Linked DNA regions of Mus musculus: region 2 is linked to region 1. Evidence: chromatin contacts called from ENCODE Hi-C or POLR2A ChIA-PET data. All regions are on one chromosome and are shown on one strand. Each heading gives the region's core, a stretch centred on a gene start or an enhancer-like site at or near the end of the contact. The rest is flanking DNA. Distances are from core to core; before and after follow the strand shown. Region 1 holds the start of Tnfsf13os (tumor necrosis factor (ligand) superfamily, member 13, opposite strand). Region 2 holds the start of Elp5 (elongator acetyltransferase complex subunit 5).

Evidence for each region. Hi-C counts contacts between places; a loop is a spot of excess contacts on that map. ChIA-PET counts read pairs that join two places held with the same protein, here RNA polymerase II (POLR2A).
Region 2: POLR2A ChIA-PET joins it to region 1 with 10 read pairs in Patski. The contact joins the promoter of Elp5 here to the promoter of Tnfsf13os in region 1. A Hi-C loop is called at or near these places in 1 of 37 maps with a recorded cell type or tissue (heart). POLR2A ChIA-PET finds 5 or more read pairs at or near these places in 1 of 5 experiments (Patski).

The regions. Positions count from the first base shown.
Region 1 is chr11:69,676,988-69,684,922 of GRCm38, forward strand. It overlaps Tnfsf13os (tumor necrosis factor (ligand) superfamily, member 13, opposite strand), which reads left to right and starts at 5,045. Exons shown (of 3, transcript NR_166809.1): 1 at 5,045-5,160; 2 at 7,417-7,686. Senp3 (SUMO/sentrin specific peptidase 3) reads right to left here and starts at 4,983. Exons shown (of 11, transcript NM_030702.4): 1 at 4,676-4,983; 2 at 3,156-3,863; 3 at 1,835-2,074; 4 at 1,635-1,746; 5 at 1,150-1,297; 6 at 986-1,033; 7 at 103-180. The coding sequence starts at 3,852. It overlaps Tnfsfm13 (tumor necrosis factor (ligand) superfamily, membrane-bound member 13), which reads right to left. Exons shown (of 13, transcript NM_001159503.2): 9 at 7,673-7,751; 10 at 7,498-7,545; 11 at 7,231-7,346; 12 at 6,867-7,005; 13 at 5,590-6,357. The coding sequence ends at 6,248. It overlaps Tnfsf13 (tumor necrosis factor (ligand) superfamily, member 13), which reads right to left. Exons shown (of 6, transcript NM_023517.2): 2 at 7,673-7,751; 3 at 7,498-7,545; 4 at 7,231-7,349; 5 at 6,867-7,005; 6 at 5,590-6,357. The coding sequence ends at 6,248.
Region 2 is chr11:69,977,093-69,985,027 of GRCm38, forward strand. It overlaps Elp5 (elongator acetyltransferase complex subunit 5), which reads right to left and starts at 4,143. Exons shown (of 9, transcript NM_018740.2): 1 at 4,115-4,143; 2 at 3,122-3,470; 3 at 2,907-2,967; 4 at 2,738-2,818. The coding sequence starts at 3,167. It overlaps Ctdnep1 (CTD nuclear envelope phosphatase 1), which reads left to right and starts at 4,076. Exons shown (of 8, transcript NM_026017.2): 1 at 4,076-4,493; 2 at 7,162-7,228; 3 at 7,324-7,442; 4 at 7,642-7,713. The coding sequence starts at 4,392. It overlaps Gm51904 (a long non-coding RNA gene), which reads right to left. Exons shown (of 3, transcript XR_003949710.1): 2 at 7,918-7,935; 3 at 7,439-7,833.

The sequences.
Region 1 (7,935 bases), core at 3,795-6,294:
GATGACCAGGATTGGGGAAAGGACTCATAGCAAGCAAAACTCTTATTACATTTTTTTTTAGAGACAAGGTGCTATATAAGTAGTTGTAAATTCGTAACTCACATTTTTGGTCCACCTCTTTACCCCATCATAACCCTTGGTACGGAGTTTATCATAGAAGAAGCTGTTGAAGAAATGCACCTGTGCCAAAGACACAAAGAAGCTGAACAGAATGAAAGACTTCAGCTTGCCCACAATTCCACCCTCCCAATCCACACACTGCTTCATAGTGTCCAACTGAAATGGCTCCAAGGATACCACCATACTCTTTTTAACCTTTTATAGATAAGTTCCTGTCCCAATTTAACCAAACAGGAAAACACTACAGATTGGCTTACAGATTTAAAATGAATAGATTAGCCCTTACTATCTCCCCCTCCAAACCGCAGACCTTAGGCTATATAAAATAGAAGAGATGAAAATGGATGTTTACCAAAAAATAAAAAGTAAAAATAAAAAGGAAAGGAAAAGGGAGGAGAAAACTGCTCAGAGTGCTGCAGAGATGGCTCAGTGGTTACCAACACTGACTGCTCTTCCAGAGGTCATGAGTTTTAATTCCAATCAACCACATGGTGGCTCACAACCATCTGTAATGGGATCAGATGCCCCCTTCTCGTGTCTGAAGACAGCTACAGTGTACTCATATACATAAAATACTTTAAAAAAAAAAAACTGCTCAGGATTGCAAAGGTTCTGGTGACTAAAGAATCTGGTTAGTGTTGGGTCAGGAAAACTAGGGCTACACAGAAAAATCCTGCCAAAGGGGGGGGGGGGGGCGCGCAGTGGTGGCACACACCTTTAATCCCAGCACTTGGGAGGCAGAGGCAGGCGAATTTCTGAGTTCCAGGCCAGCCTGGTCTACAGAGTGAGTTCCAGGACAGCCAGGGCTATACAGAGAAACCCTGCCTCGAAAAAAAACAAAACAAAAAAGTGTGCTTGGACCTACCTTTTCAGGGACTGTGTCCATGACCAGATCTCCATACATGTTCATCACCTGTGGAAAAAATGGCAATTTGCTCTGGAGGATGTAGCATGGGGGTGGAGGGTTCCCTTACGCATCCACTCTCCCTCCAAAGGCCTTTTCAAGCTCTTTTATGTTCCTCTTCTTACCTGGTCATTGAGCCAGTTCTGTCCATATAAGGTACCCAAGTCATCCATGGTGAGCACGTGTCGCTTATAGGATACCCGGAAGCCCCTTACCATAGCGTTGCCTGGCATCCGCTGATAAGACTGGATCAGCTGTAGTACCAGACTCTTCCTGCATAGGCCAAATTTTTGTAATTATACAAGAGCTAATGTGGCTGGAGCAGCCAGAAATACCCACTACTACTGTCTAGAATAACTATGTAAAACAACTTTTCTTTTTCACAGGTTGTTTCGATGGTCTCCCACTCCCCACAAAGAGACACGAGAATGCTCATGGACAAGCTTTTCAATGTCTCTTAGTGTCCTACATAAAGATCCCCCCAGTTGTCTTACAGGGCTTGACACTTTGTCTGCAGCTTCCTCAGCTGCAGCTCTAGCTCTTACTTCCTCAAATCCACCACATTCTCTCCTCTACCTAAGGTAGGTCTCAGCCCTCCCTCAGTGCTCACCTTGAGGGTGTAGAGAACTCCTGCTGGAAAATGTCCTCCAACTTCTCTACAACTTCATCAGTGCTGAGAGGGATGAGGCTGCCATAAGTTTGAAGGAATTCATCTAAGATACCTAATGGAGGTAGGAGAGAGTAAGCGGGGGCCTTTAGACTCTATCGGAAAAGCTGGCCAGAAGGGGACTAAGTCTTCTGAAGACTCACTCTGCACACAGGTCACATGTTCCTCCCGAAGGGGGCTATGCTGGCCAGCTTTCTCCCCAGTCCGATCTGCCTCTTCTGCAATGCCCAAGTCAGAGCTCTGAAAAAGTTCCTGAGCCACGTGGTCTCCAATGCTGCACACATTACTGATGAGTATGCTGGCATCAGGGGGTGCCAGGCTGCGCTCCCCTTCAGGACCAGACAGTCCCCCAAAACCATTGGGTAGAGTACATGAGAGGAGGCCTATAAAGCACAGAAATAGGAATGAGAAACTGGCCGTGTAAAAGAACCAATGCATACAAATGATAAGACCACAGAACACAGACTGAAGCAGAGTCTAGCAATGGAAACCTTATGGAATACAGACACCACCACCCTACACACACACACACACACACACACACACACACACACACACACACATATGTGCGCGCCTAATGTAAGGACAGCCAGAGTTTATTAAAAAAAAAAAAAAAAAGAAGAAGAAGAAGAAAAAGTAGTAGGTCATCTTCAAAAAAGAGGAAGAATGCAAAAGCCTAGGATTTGGAGACCAGAAATCTCTGCTGCCAATATCTGCTTACCACCTAACAGTGCACAGTGAGTGAGGAAGGCTCAGTAGTAGTAAGGTTGGTAAGTTTTTAGCTTGAGTTCTCAAAGAGGAAATATTCTAAATAAAAATGTTAAAATCTACAAATGATATATTCCATAAGAACCATGAGTGTCCTATGGAGATCCACATGTCTAGGCCTTTTTCCGGCAGGAAGAAAGCCTTAGAATGGACAACATGATTTCCTAGAGCATAGATAGCTCTTTGTCATCTGCACTGAAGACCATAGGACATCTACTTATGTAGATGTTCCCAACACTGTGTCCCAGGTATCAGTCCTGCTAAAAATCAGAGTCCCCAGCTCCCACAAGATAGGATCTTTCTTTGCAGCCCAGGTGGGGCCTTGATTAATTGTTCCATCTTAGCCTCCAAAATCATAGGATTAGTGTGTGCCTAGACGGGCCTTTAAAATTAAGGCTTAAATCGGGTGGTGGCGGCGCACGCCTTTAGTCCCAGCACTTGGGAGGCAGAGGCAGGCGGATTTCTGAGTTCGAGGCCAGCCTGGTCTACAGAATGAGTTCCAGGACAGCCAGGACTACACAGAGAAACCCTGTCTCAAAAAAAAAACTAAATTAATTAATTAATTAATTAATAAAAATTAAGGCTTAAGATCATTTCACGGATATTCTGGAAGCTTTGCTCTGCTTTTCTTAGGCTCACCATGGCAACAAACTCCTGGTGCTCCAGGCTCATCACCCTTCCCATTTCCCACCTTACCCGAGTCAGGGTCCAGAGGAGACTTTGGGGTCCACCTTAGTCCATCTTCCTCCATGGGGGGCCCAGAGGGCACTGGTGGAGACCCTCTCATCCCATCCTCTGCCATGAGAGCACCTAGCAGACCCAGCCGGGGTGGGGGTAGCCCCCGGGGGGAGTCAAAACGACAGCAGGGTGATGGCACCTGTGGCGTTGCACCCCCTTCCTGGGGTGAGAGATGGTTCTTGGGGTGCGCGAGGTTCCGCCGCCGGCCTCGGTGGCGCCCCCAAAGCTTCCAGTGGAATGTCAGCGAGGTGCTTTTTGAGTAGAGCAGCATCTGGAAGGCTCTCATGGCTCGGCGCCGGCGCTGTGAGCAGGTTTTTCTATGAGAGGGTCGGAGAGCTCGAGAGCGCTGGGAGGCCCCCAGTTGGCCCCACCTAGGGGGTAGCCTCCAAGCTGCTACTTCCTCCTCATCTTCCTCCTCTTCCTCTTCCTCTTCTTCACTAGCTGAGGCATCAAAAGATGGCCGGGGGGCAGGGAGGCGTCTAGTTGGCACTGTGGTCCCAGACCCAGGATCTGGCCCAAAACCACCACCGGACTTGAGCCGGGGCTTAGGGGGTAGGGGCCAACGAAGACGCTCTCGCCTGGGATTTGAGTAAGTGGTGCCGGGTCCCGGAGGCTCAGGCCCCCAAGACCCGGTCCCCTGTATAGTCTCTTTCATCTTTCAGTACCCTGTAAAACAAAAGTTTGATTATCCAACTGAGGACACCCTACTCCTTTCTCCAAGATCGGAACTGTTCTTCAGCATTGTCCCTCTAATCTCAGATACAGCTAAAGACAAATCTAAAAACTCATAACTTCAGCTCTTCCCAGCCAACCTCGTCCAGAAGGAACTGACTCTGCCATCATTTCGTCCCTTGTCCAGGTAGAGAAGACAAAAGAAAATGACTGACTGGTAGGCCTTAGATATTTTATTTTTAAGCTCTTTGGGTGAAACCCAGTATTTCCAGGCTCAGCTTTAATGCTACTATGGATGTCCTTGGGACAAGTCTGAAGGCTGTTTTGCTAAGAGAGATGGCTCAGCACAGGAACCCAGACACAGGTACCTGGGAAGACAACTTTCACCAGGAAAACTTTGGTCCCCTGTGGGAAGTTCCCTTTCGCCCTGGAATGATATGGGGGTAGGGGGGGAACACACACGTCTCAGGTATGGGGGAGGGTGGTGCGAGGGCAATGGCTCAGGAAATGGAGTGATGAGAGGAAACGTTGAAGAAAACTGCAAGCGAACCGAATCGGTGCTTAGCGACCGAATTAAGGAGATGGGACAGAACGGAGCCGTGGGGGCCAGGCAGACCGGCCCCTCTCCAGTCTTCTCCCAGGAGACCTGATCGCTTCCCGGCCCCAGTATAGTTTGAAAGCTCGGGCGACTCGGCACACAACAGTCTTAAGTCCTTTAAAGGGCTTCCTGGGCCCAGTTAGGTGCGAGCGAAGACCAGAAATGGAAGAGGCCACAAGGGCGGGGGGAGGGGAAGGGGCGTCCTCACCAGGAGCGGGGAAGCCGGGCACACGGGCCCCAAGGCGGCTGTCTCCGACTTAGGCTTTCCGGCTCATCTTTCGGACGGCGGCGACCCCGCCACTCCTGCTATCCTCAGGCGGAGCCGTCTCAATTCACGAAGCCAATGCTCGTGCCGCCCCACTGCGGCCGCCTCTAGCGCGGCTCTAGCCTCCACCTCCACCTCCACCTCCAGCACCGCCGCCACCCCTCCTCCTCCTTCCCCTCCCGCGAGCCCCAGGCCCACCGCCGATGGCGGCGCGCAATTAGTGCGTCACACCCGGCGAGCAGCGCCGGCTCGTGCTCAGTCCCGCCTACCTCAGCGCGTCTAGGCCACCGGACGGTCCCGCCCTCGAGCTCTACGCGGAGCCGAGCCTGCGCACAGTCGCCTGGCTTGCCGCGTGTGGCAGTCCCACGGCTCGCTCTTTTACGCCTGCGTGTCGCGCCTAGCCTCACGCTCTACGTCGCAGCCACACGGTACTCCCTGCTCTTCCGTGGCCTGAGCTTTGGGTGATCTAGTGGGCTTCCCAGTGCATGGCCAGAATGTCAGGGGCCCCGCAAGGATTGGACCAAAGCTAGGCGCTTAGGAAAACGGAGGCCGAACATTGGGTTTTGAGGGCTTTGTTTTTAAAAACAAACAAACAAACAAAAAACAGCTGGGCGTGGTGGCGCACGCCTTTAGTCCCAGCACTTGGGAGGCAGAGGCAGGCGGATTTCTGAGTTCGAGGCCAGCCTGGTCTACAGAGTGAGTTCCAGGACAGCCAAGGCTACACAGAGAAACCCTGTCTCAAAAAACGAAAAAAGAAAAAAAAACAAAAACTTTAAGCAGGGCGTGATTAAATAGTGAGACACGACCGGTGTGCCAGGGCGTCCAGTACATACAAACTTCCCGGATACCAGTCTGATCGTGGAGAGCCTTTCGTTTATTTGTTTGTTAGTTTGTTTGAGACAGGGTCTCACCATTGTAACCCCTGGGTGGCCTGGAACTCACTATTTAGACCAAGTTGGCCTCGAACTCATCGAGATCTGCCTCCCGAGTACTGTGATTTAAGGCGTAAAGCTCAGTGCCCAGCTCGGAAGTGTATAGGAGAATGGGGAGGATGAATGGCATGCATATCGAGGCACCTAACATATATCTTTTTCTAGATAGTAACAAGAATTTGGACGCAATAGGTGAAATACTGAAAGCCGGGCTTCTTGTTAATTGAAGCAGAGGGTACTTGAAGAGTTGGATAAGGTTTTCCCTAGCAGAGACCATAGTCTTTCCTCAACCTGCCGCTAGATGGTGCTGCTGTTCTGGATGCATTCCAGTGGACAAGGCTTGGCACAGTGCGCAAAACCCCCTTCGCACACACAACAAAAGAATTTGGGGCTGTGTGGGAGATAAACACAAAATATTCTACTTTTTTAATATCCATGGAGTCAAAGCCCAGATAGTGGGAGCGGGAAAGGCAAAGGGAGGAACAACAGTCAAGGCAAAGCCATGGAGAGCTGTTCTTGACCGTTCCTTGTCCTTTGTCTAGCCAGTTTTTGGAATGGGAAATCCCCACCCCCTTTATAACAATCATAGTTTCACAAACCCCAGGAATGTTCCATGCGGAGAAAGGCTAAGTTTTGCGTTTGCCCGTGGAATTTTGACAGTGATAATATCCCCTTGATGTAAATGAAAGACACCTGAGGGTGGGGGAAAAAAACATTTCAGACGCTTCGTTCTGCCTGCTCCAGCCCCTCCTCCATTTTGATTTTATGTTTTCAGTTTTTTGTTGGGGAACATGTGCATGTGTGGAGATCAGAAGACAGCTTGAGAGTTGGTTCCTTCCTTTTGCTCTGTGGGTTCTCGGAATCAAACCCAGGAGGTGAGATGTAAGGGATGGAGCAAGTTACTTTCCTAAGTGAGCGGTCTCACTGGCTTTGTTGAATTTTGAAGGCAGTCTCACTCTGTAGCCTAGGCTGACCTTGAACTTTAGGCTAACCTATCACATGGGCTTCATATGTGGGATTATAGGCACGAACCTAGTTGTTCATAGGCGGGTGCCTTTTCTCCCTGCAAGGACTTTGGCATCTTGTTCTTGAGTCTTCAGATTTGCCTCTCCACCCCCGTTCCCAACTCTCTGGTCTAACTCCCCACTCCAAGTCAGCTCTGCTACCTCATATCAACACTCCACGGAGCCCACAGTTCTCACCTGCACTGTAGCAGCTATTGTAGGCACGGTCAGGATCAGAAGGCATACTTCTGATACATCGGAATAGAGTTTCTCTTCTCCCTTGTCCTTCCCGAGATACCACCTGACCCATTGTGAAAGTCACATCATGAAACAGGACCTGTCAGAGAAGGGAGACGCTGAAGAAAACCGGGATGGCACCATTCAGTCCCTGGAGGCCTCAGGAGCACTGGCAGTGGAGCCAGGCAATAAGGAGGGGGTTTTCTAAGTTTAGTATGAGCAGAGGGATCAGGAAAACCCTCCTTACAGACAGGGTACATAGAAAGAAGAGTGACAAGCCAGTCTCCATGTCCACACGGCAGGCTCAGGGCTTATCTGGGATTACCTGACTATAGAGCAGATAAATTCCAGTGTCCCAGACTCGTACAATGTCTCCCTGGGCCTCCAGGCCTCTCCCACGCCTAAGTACTGGTTGCCACATCACCTCTGTCACGTCAGAGTCTGCTAGAGGTGAGGAGTGTGCAGGTCAGCATTTCCTTACCCTCAGTACATGAGCTCTCTCCCTTTTCAGTTCTAGGGTTCTCTTGGCCCCAGCCCCACAGTTCCTGGTTGGTGCCCCTCCCACAGTGCCGTTATTTAAAATAGTGCTTACCCTTGGAGGTAATGTTAACTGGAACAAGATGCAGGACTGAGTGCTTCTCTAAGGAAAGAAGGAGGAAACAGCAGTGTTGACCTGCCCTGGAGTCCACCCTCACCTCAGCCCTGCTCCGCATCCCTCGTGCTCCTGGGTCACCGCCAACCGCACCGAAACCCCAGGGCTCACTCACTCTTGTGCTTCTGGGTGAGTACTGCTCTCCTTCTCCGAGATTTCGCCCCATCCTTCCAGGCTTCCAGGACATCAGGACTCTGCTCATGAAAGAGGGCCAGAGTTTGACTAAGATGTTAAGGGTCTCAGACAACCTTCTTCCCAGCCCTCCTCAACACCAGGAATAACTGAAATGTATGTATCTGTCATAGGCCCCTGATCTGGGCACTGACTGCCTTTCAGGGTGTTTATTTTCCTTAAATGGCTGTTCCCTTGACTTCCAAA
Region 2 (7,935 bases), core at 2,893-5,392, 300 kb after region 1:
CCACCACCACCCGGCAAGTTTATGATTTTTCTAACAGGATTTTATCTCATTCTAATTATGTGTATATATGTGAGTCTGTGATTATGTGTGTACAGTGAGTATAGATGCCCAAGGAAGCCAGAAGAGGACATTAGACACCTCTGAGCTGGAAATACAGGTGCCCGGTGTAGGTGCTGACAGACAACCACACTGAGGGCCTCTGCAAGGACAGCAGGCACTCTTAACTGAGCCATCTCTCTAGACCCTGGGATTCATTTTTAGTAGTATTTTTCTTTTAATTTTTTAAAAATTGAACATGCATTAGTGGTTTTGAGTGTATTCATGTCTGTGTGAAGGTATCAGATGTCCTTGATCTAGAGTTACAGATAGTGAGCATGTGAGTGCTGAGAATTGAACCCAGGTCCTCTGGAAGAGCCGTCAGTGCTCTTTATCACTGAGCCATCTTTCCAGCCCCTATTATTTTATTTTCTGAGACGGGATCTCACTAGGTTTCCTTGGCTGGCTTGGAATTCACTACGTAGACCAGGCTGGCCTTGAATTCATAAGAGATCTGCCTGTCTCTGCCTCTCAAGTGCTGGTATCCTGTCTTCAAACCACACGAGTCTCTTTACATATGCTACCACGACCATCTGGGTAGTGACAATTGACCCTAGAGTCTGGTAGGTGTGGTGACACATGTCTTTAATCCCAGCACTCAGGAACCAAGGCGGTGGATCTCTGGGAGTTTGAGTCCAGTCTGACCTACAGAGGACTACAATACACTGAAGACTACACAGAGAAACCCTGTCTTGAAAAAACATACGAAACCAAACCAAACCAAAAGCACTGGCCACCACTGCTCAGTTAAGAGATCTAAAGATCGCCAGGGCCAAAAAGGGGGAGTGGGTGGGTGGGTATGGGGGACTTTTGGTATAGCATTGGAAATGTAAATGAGCTAAATACCTAATAAAAAATGGAAAAAAAAAGATCTAAAGATCAATTTTGCTAAACACACGAATTCTTCACTGGATTCTACACATAATGCAAATAAGATGAAGGCTTGGTATCCTGTCTTCAAACCACACGAGTCTCTTTACTTCAATTCTTGAATTAGACTCCACTCACTTCAGCACTTTAGACATGTTAGTCATTTTAAAAAACTGTTTATTTTGGGACTGGAGAGATGGCTCATTGGGTAAGAGCACTGGCTACTCTTCCAGAGGTCTTGAGTTCAATTCCCAGCAACCACATGGTGGCTCACAACCATCTATAATGAGATTTGATGGCCTCTTCTGACACACAGGTGTATATGCAGATAAAGCACCCATATACATAAAATCTATAAATCTTAAAAAGAAAACCATACGTATGTATACATATGTGTTTGTGTGTATAAGTACACTGTAGCTATCTTCAGACACACCAGAAGAGGGCATCAGGTCCCATTACAGATGGTTGTGAGCCACCATGTGGGTGCTGGGAATTGAACTCAGGACCTCTGGCAGAGCACTCTTCTGATTTCTGCAAACACCAAGACATACCCCGGCCCACAAATATAGGCAAAACACTCACACACAAAAGATAAAAGCAAAGAAGCAAAACAAAGCTTTTAAAGTAATTTTGTCTTTCTAGCAGATAATTGTGGAAACATCTCAAGGAAACAATTATTTAGATAACTGTGGTTATTTGTGCCTTTTAAAGAATAAGATGTATTTGCTCTATGTTTATTATTTATTTAGAGACACTCTCACTATGTAGCCCTAACTGGTGTGGAACTCTTCTCTGTAGACCAGGCTGGCTTCAGATTCGAGAGATATGCCTGTATCTCCCTTGAATGCAGGGATTAAAAGTGTGTGCTATTGCCAGCCGTGATGGCGCACGTCTTTAATCCCAGCAGTAGGGAGGCAGAGGCCAGCCTGGTCTACAGAGTTCTAGGACAGCCAGGGCTATACAGAGAAACCCTGTCTCATAAAGCCCAAAAAAGTGTGTGCTATTACAGTGATCTTATGCCATTTTTTTAAATTGAAGAAATCTTATAAATTGGACATGTGGCATGTAACATAGTCACAGCATAGGGGAGGATGAGGCAGGATATGAGGCTGGGAGTTAAGAGGTTACTGTGGACTACACAGTGAGTTGTAACGCAGCCTACACCACATAATGAGATCCGCCCCATAATGAGATCAATTAAAAAAAAAAAAAAACAACAACCAAAAAACAAAATGTCCTTTTCTGAGAAAAATAAAATAAAATGGGCAAAAAAGTTCTATCCAAAGGTTAATTTAGCCTACTACTCTTTGGAATTAGTATGTTCCTTTATCCTGCCTTGTGTTTTCAGTTCAATTCTAGCATCTATAGTCTTGAGCCTTATAATAAGGCCTAGAACAAACCAACTCCAAGGACACTTATATAAAAGATGATGACATCAACTTTAGAAGAAACTCAAGTGTTTCTTGGTTGACTATGCATTAACGTGCAAACATTAAAGCCAGAATGCTTATGTATATACAGCAAACTATCTAAGCGTTTACTGCTCTCTTTTGTTGAGTGAGCAACAGCCTCATTCATGTCCCTTCAGTCAAGCCGGCAAGCTGGTGCTAAAGTCTCTAAAAAAAACCCATCTCGCTAGTCTTTTAATTTTTACTGTTCCAAACCCTACGATACCAGTTTCTCCACAGTATGAGATTCTGTGCTGTCTGTTGAAGAGACGTCCTTAGCAGCTGTAGTCCGAATGAAACCTGTTTTAATGTATACTCACCGGCTGTTGACATCAGAGTCGAAACCTTCGCGAAACTCTTCTTCGCTCACTTCACAGCCCAGAACGTGGACCTGCTCCCCACTAAGGCAGAGATGAAGGAAATATATTGAAGAGTGGGGGTACCGGCTCCCTTTCCGGGAAGGAGAGGAGAAACTGTGGGCTAACTCACCGAAGTGCAGATTTCTTGATAAGAGCCTTCAGGAGACTACGCCCTTCCCACTCCACGGAATCTGGGGAGAGCCAAGGATGGGTGAGACCTACTGAGCCCTCAGGGCTCCGACCACGACTTCCACCCCTAGCTGGGTATCCATCCCCAGCGGGTCCTCCAGGCTCCCGCTCCTTCAGCCAAGCCCAAGGCTACCACCGCATGCCTTGATCCCTCACCTCGCAAAAGCACCAAACCACCGATGGCCAACAACGAGTCCAGCATCTCTGACGCCTCAGGACGCCTTCTGATGTCGTCACCACCGAGGAGGCGGGGCACTTACGATTGCTTCCAACCTTAAAGGACCGCAAAGTCCGGAAAGAGGAGCCTGGTTTTTTTATGCTCCGTATTCTCAGGGGGCTTACACGGAGGGGCCGCTCCAGAGTCTCTGTACACAGTCCTAGAGACAACATCCTTAATCTACTCTTGCACCATGACTGGAGCCAGAAGGGCCGTTGGAACAGTTATCAGTGGGATGGGGACAAGGACAGAGGTCTCACGAGCTCCAATCCCGAAGAAGGTTCGAACCTGGGAATAAATGATGTCACTCGGCCCCGCCCACACGGCGCCTGGCTTCTCTCCAGGTCCCGCCCCGCAGTAACCTAGTGCGCGTGCGTAACGCTGCACCCCGGGGTCAGAGCAGAGAGCTTTCCTTAACTTTCCCCTCCCTCCTCAGAATGAATTGAGGGAAACAGCAATCCCGGGGAAGTGAATACACGTCACTACCGGAAGTAATGTCAGAGGGGAAGAGGAGGAGGGAAGAGAGGAGGGAGCCCTTTGGGCGGTAAAATGGCGCCTGTCAGAGTGGGAAGCCTAGCTGCAGAGGCTGCAGCCCCGCTCCTCAGCGGCTAAGCGATCCTGACCTCGGGGAGGGGGAGGCCACTCCGGCCCAGCGATCCGTGCCCTTCGGCTCCCCCTCCCCCTCCTCCCCAGCTCCTGCGCCCAGGGGGCCCCCGAGAATCGCCGCGGCCCACCGCGCGCCGCCGCCGCCCCCGCCCGCCCCCTTCCCGGGGCAGACCCCTAGCGCGCCTGCGCAGAAGGCCACCCTTCGCTTCCCCCTTCCCCTCCCATCTCCCTCCCTCCCTTTTCCCTAGCCCCCTCCCCCACTGCCCCCTCCCCCAATTCTCCATCCCCTTCCCTCCTGGTCTCAGAGGACCCTGTCCTAGCCCGACCTGTTTCGGCCTGCAGCCCACGCGAAGTCGTCGGTGCCACTTCCCGCTCATGTGGGCCCCCGCGGGCTGCCCACGCCAGTCCCCCAGTTCCCGGTTCCGCTGGGCTTTCCCTTCGCTGGGGGTGGCTTTCTAAGCCACCCACTCCGTGCTCATCTCTGCAGCCTCTCCTGCCGCTCGGGGCCCCCGTTCCCCCTCCCTGCGGCGGGGGGCTGCCCCCGGGGGGCTGGCGGAGCTGGGCCGCGGGGGCCCCGGGGCCGGCGGTGCCGGGGTCATCGGGATGATGCGGACGCAGTGTCTGCTGGGGCTGCGCACGTTCGTGGCCTTCGCCGCCAAGCTCTGGAGCTTCTTTATTTACCTTTTGCGGAGGCAGATCCGCACGGTGAGTTTGCTTGGGTGCTGCCAGTGGTGGGGTCCTCTGTCCGCGGTGCTCGCGGAATTTTGGATAGTGCTGGGCCTCTGCTTTGGGCCTAGGAAGGGAGCCTTGGCCAGAGCTTTACCCGCTGGAGAAGTAGGACACCTTTAAGCAAGGTTCAGCCCTTAATAAAAGAACCATGATTTTTACTGGGTTTGCTTTCTTTCTTAATCTGCCTAAATGGGATAGGATTTGGCAGTTCTCGGGGGCTAGAATGGTGCTCTCCTTACGAAAGCTAGAGTTGTTGCTAAAGAAAGAAGAGGCCGGGAACACCTGTTTGCTGGTAGCCAGAACTATTGATATGGGCTTTGGAAAGACCCTCCTGTTGAAAGTCAGACTCCTTTGTCAGTGGTGTGGGTGGGTAGAAGGGCATATGGAGCAGGAATTGGAACTTGAGGAAAAGCCTTGGGTGTGAAGGAGCTCCTCCAAAAAGGCTCTGGAATTCTCTAGCTTGTGTGTATGGGCTTATTATTAAGACCCTGGGACAGAAAACGATGCTTTTCCAATAGGCATCTTTAGTTGTCAGATGCACATTAAAGTTGGGTGTCTCATTAGACAAGCTGGCTGTTAGCTGGAGAGCTTGCATCTGAAGGTGGGCATGTTTCTCCAGGCGACTCTAGCGATTATGAAGGGATACTTGGAGTGTAGAGACTGTTTGGATGAACCCAGGTATCTCTGGGTTCTCTCCCTCAAGCTTTTCTCCAAGGTAAACATTGTTTCAGCTACCATTCCTCCCCGCCGCCCCTGCCCCCAGCCCTGGCTGTCCTGGAACTCACTTTGTAGACCAGGCTGGCCTCGAACTCAGAAATCCACCTGCCTCTGCCTCCCCAGTGCTGGTATCAAAGGCGTGCGCCATCACGCCTGGCTTACCATCACTTCTTAATGAACATGCCCTCTGGAGTAAATCTCCTGAAGTCAGATTCTGGGGGGAAATGACTGAGTAGCATGCAGGCTTTGGCAGCCCAGGTCAGAATTCCCAGAAGGACCTTGGTGGTTCTGGTAGAAGAGGTGACTGAGGTGGCTTGGACTTCAGTTCCTTCTCTAGCAGTCTGTTTATTTCTTCCACTTCCTGCTTTAGGGTGAGGATTATTTTGGATGGTGGCTATAAGCAGTCCTAGTCTCCTGAGATAAAATAGGATCCATAGGGTGTGTGAGGCTGGCCAGGTGTGGGCCTAACTCCTGAGGTTTTCTTTATGCTCTGACCTCTCATCCTCTTTCTGACCTTGCTCTGAGAACCCTCCCTCTTTTCACAGCTCCTTTATTTATTTATCTATCTATTTATTTATTTTTGAGTGTGGGGACTAGTGTCCAGCCCAACTATGGAAAGACTTCCTAAACTGCGTTCTTCTGTAAGAAATCCCCCGACCCCACAGCCTTTTGTCCTCCCCTCCCTTCCAGGCTGGTTTCTTCCCCACGCCCTCTCTGGCAGAAACTTGGAGCATTCCCTCCATGCCCAGCATGTGCAACCCGAGATAGCAGGGCAGGACACCCGAGCTGTTTCAGCCCTCCTCACAGGCTCAGGGAGAAAGGAAGGGCAGATGCCTTGGGATTAGAGAAGAGTGGGCCTTTTGGTTTTCAGGCAGGGACTGTGTGGCTTAGGACCTAAGGATGGACTGAAGAGCATTTGTATGTTAGAAGAAAAGAGCAGAGGAGGGAATTGCCAGGCTTTGCGTAGAAGCTCTAGGGATTAGGAAATGGCTTCTGGAGAAGTCTTGGAGAAGGCGAGCTGGAAAGCTCAAGGTGGTGCTGTCCCTGTCCCCTCCCCACCGTTCTGCAACAGTCCTCACCTCACTCTGGCTTTTCGCTAGCCTGTTAGCTTAGCAAGTAGAACTTTTTAATGCTTTCTACATTTCCCTGGGCACCAAGATAAAGAGGCTCTTCAGAGATTCACTACAACTTGTGACTTGGCTAGTAGAAACAGAAGCAGACAGGTGGCTGGTTAAAATAGTCCCAGTGGCCCCTAGCCAGAGGAACTTAGCTGACCTGACACCCCTGGATTCCCTCATCTACTGTTCCTCTCGGTGATCCAAGGACTTCCTTTCCTGATTGCTATTCTCTGCCCACTAAGAGTCTGAGGTTCTTGGTTCCCAATGAGAGATGACAAGAGTCACCAATGAAGAGCCCTTGAGGTGAAGGGTTGGTGGCGCTGTGTATGTGTGTCTATTTCTTGTTCAGTTCAGCAGGATAATATCACACCAAGAAATACTCTGCTGTTAAGTCATTATCCTTGGTACAGTGTTTGAGGCACTGGAAAGTTAGGCATGGCTGAGAGGAGCTCACGTTCTCATGGAGGTTTCATTCTAATGAAGGGGATAAGTTGAGCTGTGCTGTCCCAGGCATGGGGGTGCTTAATCCTTGTTACCTCTTTCCTTGTTCTTTAAACAAGGGTAGTGACAGTGTTCCTAACGAGTTGTTTAGTTTTCATGGTGCTGGGAACTGAACCAAGATTGATCCTAACTGTCTGTTAGATAAGTGTCCTACTACTGAACTTCACCCTTGTCACTGTTACGATTATATATGAGGTTCTAATCATGTCCAGTGCCCAGCATATGGTAAATATTCAGGATTTGCCATTATTATAATTAGGAGGATTTCCTTTGAAGGGATTCTAATTCTCGTCTCTCATTATTCTTAGGTAATTCAGTATCAGACTGTTCGATATGATATCCTGCCCTTATCTCCTTTGTCCCGGAATCGCCTAGGTGAGTATGTCAGCCAGGAAGACTACAAGAAGGTGAAGCAGGGCTTCGGGCTGGAGGTCAGTCGGTCGGTGTCATTCCTTCCCATTGTGGTTCAGCCCAGGTGAAGAGGAAGATCCTGGTGCTGGATCTGGACGAAACCCTGATTCACTCTCACCACGATGGGGTGCTGAGGCCTACAGTGAGACCTGGGACACCTCCCGACTTCATCCTCAAGGTGTGTGCAGAGTATGGAACGTTTGTGGCAGTGCTCACTGTGTCCACACATAAACTCTCTCTTCCCAGGTTTAGGGTTAGGGCTTGGCAAGACCTGGCACCAGGGTCAGCCAGAAGGAGAAAAGTAGGGAGTGGGCACGGGGCAGGGCCAGTGTGGCAGTGCTTAGGAGTCCCCTTACCTCTTTGCTGTTCCTCTGCAGGTGGTAATAGACAAACACCCAGTCCGGTTTTTTGTACATAAGAGGCCCCATGTGGATTTCTTCTTAGAAGTGGTGAGTGTGCATGAGCTAACGGCGGCTCCGACTCCCTGGTGAAAGGACGGTGTAGACTTGTGGATGCTTAGGGGGGATCCAGAGGAGAGGGTGAGAAGCTGGTGTGGTAGTTGGGGTTCTCTAAATGAACAGAGCCAATTGGATATAAATATATCAATAAATATGTTTCAGCTTATATTAAAATAGTAACAAGGTGTGTCATACCTGAGAAACCGGAAGCTT